Linked DNA regions of Homo sapiens: region 2 is linked to region 1. A link is a contact called in ENCODE Hi-C or POLR2A ChIA-PET data. All regions are on one chromosome and are shown on one strand. Each heading gives the region's core, a stretch centred on a gene start or an enhancer-like site at or near the end of the contact. The rest is flanking DNA. Distances are from core to core; before and after follow the strand shown. Region 1 overlaps SLC7A11 (solute carrier family 7 member 11). Region 2 overlaps LINC00499 (long intergenic non-protein coding RNA 499).

Region 1 (4,402 bases), core at 616-3,115:
TGCTGCTTGGGAAATTGTAGACAGCATCAGTAAGAATGAAAAATTCTTCTGGCTTTGAACCCAATGTGCATTCTAGCCTGGTTAGTCTTTTGCACTCATCACTTAGAATATTGTGCTGAAGCCCTGAAACATATCTTGAAAAACTATACTTGTACGGTGGGTTGAAAGTCGCCCCTTGACATGCTAATTAGAAAGAAGACAACCAAAAGAAAAGTGCTGCCTGAGGCTAGTCCTGAGAGTGAAAAATAAGATCTGAGCCAACTTCTACACTTCTTGCTCCTTCTTGAGTGTGATCCACATTGGCAGGCATACCATCATAGAGACAGGAAAGAGTTGTCACATCAAGCTAGACAGTGAAATTCAGCCATCTGATTGGATGCTGGGTTTGGTTAGAAGACATTTTTATGTGATTGTTAGAGTACTACAATATATGTCCACTCTTACATACAAAGAACAAGAGAAGAATTCTTATTGTCCAGAGGCTTTATCCATGTTTCTCAAACTTCAATGTGCATAAAAACCAGCTGGAGAACCTGTTGAAATGTAGATTTGTATTCATTAGGCCTGGGGCAGAGCCTGAGATTCTGCATTTCTAAAACACTTCTAAGTAATGTCAACACTGCTGCCTCACAGATTGCCCTTTGAGTAACAAGGACCTAAAATGTCTTTGTGCCAGTGAGAATTCACCTTTTGTAACTTCCTCTATTTGTTTGCAGCTGTAGTGATGGTCCTAAATAGCATGAGTGTCAGCTGGAGCGCCCGGATCCAGATTTTCTTAACCTTTTGCAAGCTCACAGCAATTCTGATAATTATAGTCCCTGGAGTTATGCAGCTAATTAAAGGTATGGACTGAAAAGCAAATGCTTTTTAAAATACGTATCTGCTTTTGGTCTTTTTTAACACTAACTTTTGCTTGTACTAACAGAATCCTTAATTAGTCTCTGCCTGTGGAACTTAAACTCTATATTGTCATCTAATTGATTTGAAAGGCTGCTACATTGTGAGTGAGTTGGTTTTTACAGTTGAATGGCAGAAAGAGGATTAAGAATGGGCCATGCAACAAAATAAGGCATCAGTGAATTTTCTAGGTTTAATGGTTTGGAGTGAAAACTCGAAGTGGAAAAAAAAAAAACCTGCCACTTAGTTTTAATTAAAGATAAATATGTCTTTTTTTTACTTTAAAATTGTCCAATAATAGTAATAAAAATTAAAGAGAAAAAGGTATCTGGAAAGTGATAAAAGATGATCAATAATTCTTTGACTTTCTGGTTATTATTCCTTTTAAATTGAGAGTGGTATCCTCAACAGAGGAGTCAATACGGGAACAGCATTCCTAAACACCAAAATTATATCACAATAAAATAGTTGTAAAAACTTAATTTTTATTGTTACATTATTTTTAATATAAAATTCGCATTTCTGCGATTACTTGCTTTATAGAGTTTAACATTTAATTTAAAAAAAGAAATTGAGAGGTGACATTTAGAGTTTTTGTTTTAGGAAAGAAGGCACATGCAGTTGCTTGGATTCAGTGGAAATTGTTGGAGGACAGAGATTCACATGTGGTATTTAATTAGCAACAGGAATATAGCAGGAAATAAAGTGAGAAGAAATTGTAAAGGAATGACATAACTTGGGCATGTTAAGTATTTAATGTTTACATTGATATTGTCTGTTCCAAGAAAGGGAATCTAGAGAAATTTAATGACGTTGCAGAAGAATTACACAAGGCAAAAGGAAATGCCAGCGTTTGGTAAAATCATCACTGTTGGTAGAAGCATTAAATAATGACAAACACTGAAGGATCAGCCACTCTGGAGCTGGGAAAGGGAGCTGCTGTTGCCCATTTAATAAGCCTAGTGGGAGATTTTAGAGCCCTGCTGGCGGAAATGCTTTTATGAAATCCAGCAACAGCAGCCAATGCAGAATAAACACAATGAAGATTTTGACCGTTAGAGCTTGCACTGAAGAGAAGACAGGAGCTTGCTCTTCTAATACACCTTGGCCTCCACAGAGCTAGCCTGCTCATTTCTATCTTATTCGTTAGGAATGTAGGCACAATAATCTGTTTTGTTAGTGCTTTATTTTTCTGAGCTAACTCTTCAGTCTTCTGTAAGGAGTTTCTTCAGTATTTGAAAAGTGCAGAATCTCTGGGTCATTGGCTGTTCTTTAATACTAGTTTAGATTCCAAAAGATTATATGCTATCCCTTGAAACTAAGATTTATTTTCTTCTTCTTTTTGGTGTAATGTAAGATACTATAGGTAGCATTATAGACTTTATTCAATTTTTACCAGGTATTTATATATGTATATGAGGAAGGGTTTGGTTGCCCAAATGTTGCTCTATTGCAAATTCCTTGAGAGCAGAGGTCATGATATATCTTGAGGTTTTTTTAGTGGCTAAAATACAGAGACACTTTAATCAATAATCATGATATCAATGCTTAATGTGACAGGCTTATTCAGAGATCTCACACAACAGAGAAATTCCCTGAGAATATTACCGCATTTAATGTAAATTTAACATTTTAGAGACCATTATTAGCAGGTATATTTGCTCGATTGCTGTAAAATTGTGATTTTCTTCATCTCTAACATGATCACACATTTTTCACATTAATCTGAAACTCTAGTAGGAGACTTTGTTAATACAGATTGTGCTTTTATTTCTATTCTAATCATATCCTGAAAGTAGTTGTATGTTATGTATTCACTTATGAGAGTTTGTTGAACTTTCCTTTGAATATTGCCTTTAATCTTCATGAGACCTCTGTTATATAGCCAAAATATTCCTGAATTCTAGAAACAAAATGCCTCTCTTTTGTAATATTCTCAAAATGGCACTTTTGAAGATCTTTGCTTGTGACCCAGTCTTTATAGAATTTGGTTTTTCTTATGGATTATTTGGTGCTGCACTCTAAGAAATATTGTGCCTTTATGCCAAAGAGACCACAGATTATGATAAAAGAATATTCAACAGATGCTTTTATCTGAATTCCACTATTTATATTTTTCTCCTGGAAGGACACAATGATGTTTTAGTAAAATGGGCATTTCTGAATTTATCATGTCATTTAAAAAGTGAGCTATGTTTGGGAATCATTTGAGAGAAAAATTGTTTAGTATATAATTCAACATTCTCCATTTTTGGTCTTCATACTCACACATATTATATTTATATATAAGTTATGCCTGGGCAATGAATGCAGGAAAAACTGAGATTTGACTTGGAAGAGAGAGTGTCTCATACACATCATCCACCCCCTGTCCCCCTTCTGTTTATTTACATGAAGTTTTATTTTAAAACAAAGTCTCACTTCCCATTTGGGTAATCTCATTTGCTATTTTCTTTGGGTAATAGAAACATTTTTTCTGCTTAAGCTTGAATATTGACTGACTAAAGTAAATCTGAATTTCTAACTTTTAAAACTATTCAAAAGATATAAAAGAAAAAGCTCCAATGTGATTCATAAAATAGAGAAAAAGGTGAAGTGTTCAATTCACATGCTGCTGCAAAATTTGTTGAAACCTATTTATTTTAGAGTTCATTATAATATCTTTTCAATATTTCTAGGAAAAAAAACATGTCATTCTCTAGGACAGGGTCACAGAGTGAGTGGACTTTCTCTGTAAAGGACAAGAGAGTAAATATTTTCAATTTTTCAAGCTAGCTGTATGGTCTCAACTCTGCTATTATAGGTTGAAATCAGCCATAGGCAATACTTCATGAATGGGTAATACTTCATGAATGGGCATTTTTAACTTATAGATAAAGAAAACTTTATCTATAAGAAAGGCTTGCAGCCAGACGCAGTGGCTCACACCTGTAATCCTAACACTTTGGGAGGCCGAGGCGGGCGGATCACAAGATCAGGAGTTCAAGACCAGCCTGGCCAACATGGTGAAACCCCATCTCTACTAAAAATATGAAAATTAGTTGGGCATGATGGCGCGCTCCTGTAATCCCAGCTACTCAGGAGGCTGAGGCTGGAGAATCACTTGAACCCAGGAGGCGGAGGTTGCAGTGAGCCAAGATTGTGCCACTGCACTCCAGCCTGGGCCACAGAGTGAGACTCCATCTTGAAAAAAATAAAAAAAGAAAGGCTTGCAGTTTGGGTTGACACACATGGTCTTCAGGATTTTCCAACTTCTCTTCTAGGAGGTAGGCATCTAATGAACAACATGGGATAAACAGAAAGCAGAAAGGTAAATTGTGTAGGAAAGGAGTCCTGGGATTTATTTCCATCTCCTCATTAAGGGTAGAACCTTGGATACCTCTCCGCATTTTCTTGCCAAGCAAAACATTATCTTTTTAAGAATTCTATCTTTTAAGAATTCTATCATATTCATAAAGATTATAATTTACAGAAAACCCTTTAGTCTTCTTTTATGGTCACAATA
Region 2 (4,402 bases), core at 505-3,004, 180 kb before region 1:
GGGCATGACAGCTTCTTCTTGAGGAAGCCATCGTGTACCCTGATATCACCATTTTCTCTTCCAAGAAACAGCTGATATATTGAACAGAGATGACTTGTGGAATATAGTCAAGAAGTAGCTTAAATGTTCTCTCCCTCTATCCTTTTAAATGTAGTTTGTAAGTTTAGCCTTTTCATTTCTTTGTGAAAAGTTAGGCAGATTCCATGATGTTTCTGGTCACTGTTGAGTAATACAGTTTTCTTGTTACTTCAGGTCACAGAAAACTGCCCCAGTTTAGTAATTTAACTGTCAGAAGCATGTGTTTGTAAAAACTTTGATCTTGTGTTAAAGTTGAAGTTTTTTTCCTTTCTGGCAGCTTGAGTCTGCTGTGAGTGGGAAGCCAGAAGTTGAAGTAGGGGTGGAAGAGATTTATTACCTAGTCTAATACTACTTCTACTCCTTCTCCAATTCACCGGCAGAGTTTTCTGGCTCTTCAAGGATTGGTGCCAGGAAGGAAGAAGTAAGAAAGGCAGCAAAGATGTTACTTCACAGCTCCTTGTGAGGTGATCTAGCATTTTGGCAGTTGTTTACAGCTGACAACTTGACAGATGGTCACAGCAGACTCTTTTGTGGGGGCTTTTGTGAATTTTCTGTAGTTCTCTGTAAGATCTCAAGCAGGGGTCAGCTTGCTCTTTGCAGTATGATCAGTAAATGTGTCTTCTCTGAAGCAAATGATCCCCCTTCTCACTTTGTGGCATATCCTATGAATTCTATCCAGTGCCTGATGAATGTGTGATAATCAATTGATGACAGATAAAGAAACACTGCCATAAACTGAGTTGGTTAATCAATATAATGAAAGAGTTTATACTGATAGGATGTATGGGATAGAAGAAAGCACACATCAACACAATGATAAATAATATTGATATTGCAAGTAGACAGGAATAGTAATGATGGAATTGAAGTCATCTGCAAGGGGCAAAGACAAAAAGGAAAATAAGAAAGAAGGGCATATAGATAAAATTGCATTGTCAAGTGAAAAGAGAATATGTTTAGGATTGTCTGACAATCAAAAACTGTTTAAAAGAGGAAGTTATACCAGCATATTGCATTTGTGGTTAGGTAGACAATAATTTCACAACAGCACATGACTCAATAGGCTTGAACAGCACGAAGTGTCTGCCCAAATGCTACTAAGAATTTAGGCAGTCAATAAAACAGGGAAGAAAAAAGTGAATGGACATTTTTCTTTTCAAGAGAAGCTTTATATGCTTCTTTTAAAAGGATGGAAGTATGTTATAAACAGAAATTAAATGGTTGAAATAGGGTTTAATTTAAAGACAGTAAGACCATCAATATGCTCATTAAATACCAGTTGGCTATTAGAAACCTGTTTAATGAGATTTACCAACCACTAAAACCATCATGTCTGTCAGTTCAGCAGCCATTAAATATCAGTAATTTTGTTTGTTATGGAAAATACAGTTAAACTATTCCAAGAGAGTCAGAAAGTTACAAATAACAATGAGTAATATAATATTTGTTGAGTGTTTATAGCAAACTAGCCACTACTCTAACATTTTCCTGAACACAATTTCCTTTAGTACTCACAAGGTCAGTGTCACTGTGTCCTATTCATAGTTAGGGGAACTGAGGCCTGGGCAGTGTAATTAACTTACCTAAGGTCACACAGCCAGGCAGTGGGTTGAAGCTTAAACTCAGGCAGTCTGACTCCAGAACCCACATTCCTAACCAATGAGTTACCCAATGGTACCTGTCATAAAATATATCCAGCAGTCTTAGGGCAAATCTAATAGTAGCAGCCTTACCTGCTAGAGGCTGGTGATCTGATTTTCAGCCCAGACCTCCATGTGGTCTTTGTCACACTGGTGGCAGGAGTCAGATGGTCTCTTGCAGAAAGAACTGTGAGAGAGTCACCTGTCACAGGCCCTTGCTTTCACTTCTGCACAGTTTCAGCCAGATCAAGGACTGGAGACAGGAAAGCAGGGCTCCTGAAGTTTTGACCCTCCTAGCTCTTTCTTTGTCTCGGATTTTTAATTCTTTCATCACCTGCAGTCTCTCAGATCTACTTTCTCTTTGGTCACTACCCAAAGCTCTCTTTCTTACCATCCTGCATCACCTCGTTTTGTATCTTCCATTTTGTTTGTGGCCTGGGGTGCAGGTGGGCAATGGTATAGGGGAGAGCTTGTCTCAAAGATTCACTGATTCCTGAGGGCAGAGTGTGTTTGCAGAAGGCTGAAAATGTGCACGAAGACCCCCTGAATGTTTTGCATCTGTGGTATTGTATTATGGTTAACATTTTGGGGGCAAATTGTGAATGGTGAAAGCTTAAAAAAAACCCAACTAATTATGAAAGGGAATGTTGTGCTTACATAATTATTGCTTGTCAAAACTGCGCTTAATAAATACAGCCCATAGCAGGATTTTATTCTCTGCATTACAGTTAATAATTAATCCTCCAAACTTATTGTCTACTGCTAATAAACACATACCAAGCTTATTACTCTCTCTAAATTCTTGCCCAATATGTCAACTTGTTTCCTTCTTATTTCTTTTCTCTTACCCCTAATTTTTAAAAGTTGAAATCCATATTATTTCATACTGCTCAATAATGCTTCTAAAAACTTTTTTTCCTAGAGTTTTTCTACAAATAGAAGTGTTGAATAATAAAATTATAATCATATCTTTATCTTTCACTTGGCTAGATTTTGGATTATGCCCTTAGGTTAAGAACTGTATCTTTTGCACCTCAATACAGTGCCAATCACATTGCTACACTTTACAACTAAATAACAACCTTAGTACCAACATATATGAGGTCTTATTAACCTTAACTCTGAACTTATACTTTTAAGGAAATAATTATGCATACACACTAGACTATGTGGGAGTCCAAAGTCTGGAAAAAAATATAGCAAGACCTTTATGTAAGATACTCAACCAAACATATTCAGCTAAAATAAAATACCCAATTCTAGAAATAGCATGTAGTGGATGACACCAGTAAGCTAAACCAGATGGCTTGTATGACAATGTCCTGTGTTAGAGATTCTGAAGTCACCCTTTGGGAACCCATTTCATTGCCTAATATTGAAGTTGGAAAGAAACTCTTTGCATCTGATCTTTATTTTCCTTTATGTAACTAAGTCTGTTTCTTCTTGGACTGTCTATCTGGGAGGTAAAAACAGTTGATTCTTAAAAGAACTCCTCCATTGGTCAGAGTACTCTCATTAAGTCAAGTTTATATTTCTTTCTTTAAGCCAAATAAAAACTCTTGTTATTCATAGTTGCTGATGGGGTAGTTTGCCACATGTATGAAGAGGGCCGCACAATGCACTACATGACGTAAGTTTCACACCTGTGATCTGTGGATAAGTGAACAAGTTCCCAATATTTTCTGTCACCTGGAATGTGCTGATTTAATTGATAAGATTTTCTACCCTGGCTTTCAATTTCCCAGTTTTTAGAGATCCACAGCAGATGATATTAAAGAACCGAAACAATGGCGGTGATAGAACTAACATAGATGCTTCAAAGAGGAATAGTTTATTCTTTATGGTGCAGACTGACACATGTTTTTAGTAGATCTAGTTGATTATCAGCCCACAAGCTTTATGTTTGCTTTTGCAGCTGTTCTATCCAATGACGGAGCCACTAGACCCATGTAGCTTTTTAAGTTTAAAATAGCTAAAATAAAATAAAAATAAAATAAAAAATTTGGTTCTTCAGTCATGGTAGCTACATTTGATTACATGAGGGTAATGGCTGACATATTGGACAGTACAGTTATGGCGCATTTCTAACATTTCAGAAAGTTCTGATGGAGGGTGCTCCTAGTATAGAACAACCCTGGTCTTCGGCCTGCATGCTTGTAGTGACACAGAAAAGTAACTTTCAAAGATCTCTACAACCTAAGACCATATCCTTAGGTTGTTGAGTGCATGGTAAAAGAATATTAGAGATGGGGAAATAATTTCTACCCCATAAACACATTCTCAACAGTAGGACAGACTTAACACAAGAGGGACTTAGAGAGCTTCTCTCTGGTCTCAGAAAATAGTCATCTTTTCCCACTTGACTGCTTATCCATATGGTAATTCTCTTCTTAGGAATTAGGAGAGCCATTGAGTTTTTCACTTTGTTTGCTTTATATTTTCAACATCATTTTATAATGAGTACTTTCTCAAATTCTTTTTTATTTTTATTTTTTGTGACAGGGTCTTGCTCTGTTGCCCAGGCTGGAGTGCAGTGATGCGATCTCGGCTCACTGCAGCCTCCACCTGTCAGGTTCAAGCGATTCTCCTGCCTCAGGCTCCCAAGTAGCTGGGATTACAGGCACGTGCCACCATGCCCAGCTGGTTTTTGTATTTTTAGTAGAGATGAAATTTCACCATGTTGG

What was found. A loop is a pair of places that touch in the nucleus more often than their neighbours do. ChIA-PET counts read pairs that join two places held with the same protein, here RNA polymerase II (POLR2A). Pooled maps may share reads with other maps.
Region 2: a pooled map shows a loop between it and region 1 (2.0-fold over the local background). The contact joins two enhancer-like sites. A Hi-C loop is called at or near these places in 1 of 168 maps with a recorded cell type or tissue (Calu3) and 2 of 50 pooled maps. POLR2A ChIA-PET finds 5 or more read pairs at or near these places in 2 of 52 experiments (PC-3 and PC-9).

The regions. Positions count from the first base shown.
Region 1 is chr4:138,219,639-138,224,040 of GRCh38, reverse strand. SLC7A11 (solute carrier family 7 member 11) reads left to right here. Exons shown (of 12, transcript NM_014331.4): 4 at 717-842. Among named protein-coding and RNA genes, the nearest start is that of SLC7A11, 21 kb to the left of the region's middle. RefSeq lists an enhancer at 557-1,167. Within about 2 kb of position 1,865, at least 4 of the 41 ENCODE cell types and tissues checked have a DNase peak (open chromatin) inside an H3K27ac peak, as active enhancers do.
Region 2 is chr4:138,403,068-138,407,469 of GRCh38, reverse strand. The region is part of intron 2 of LINC00499 (long intergenic non-protein coding RNA 499); the gene reads right to left. Among named protein-coding and RNA genes, the nearest start is that of LINC00498, 93 kb to the right of the region's middle. RefSeq lists an enhancer at 1,791-1,850. Within about 2 kb of position 1,754, at least 3 of the 41 ENCODE cell types and tissues checked have a DNase peak (open chromatin) inside an H3K27ac peak, as active enhancers do.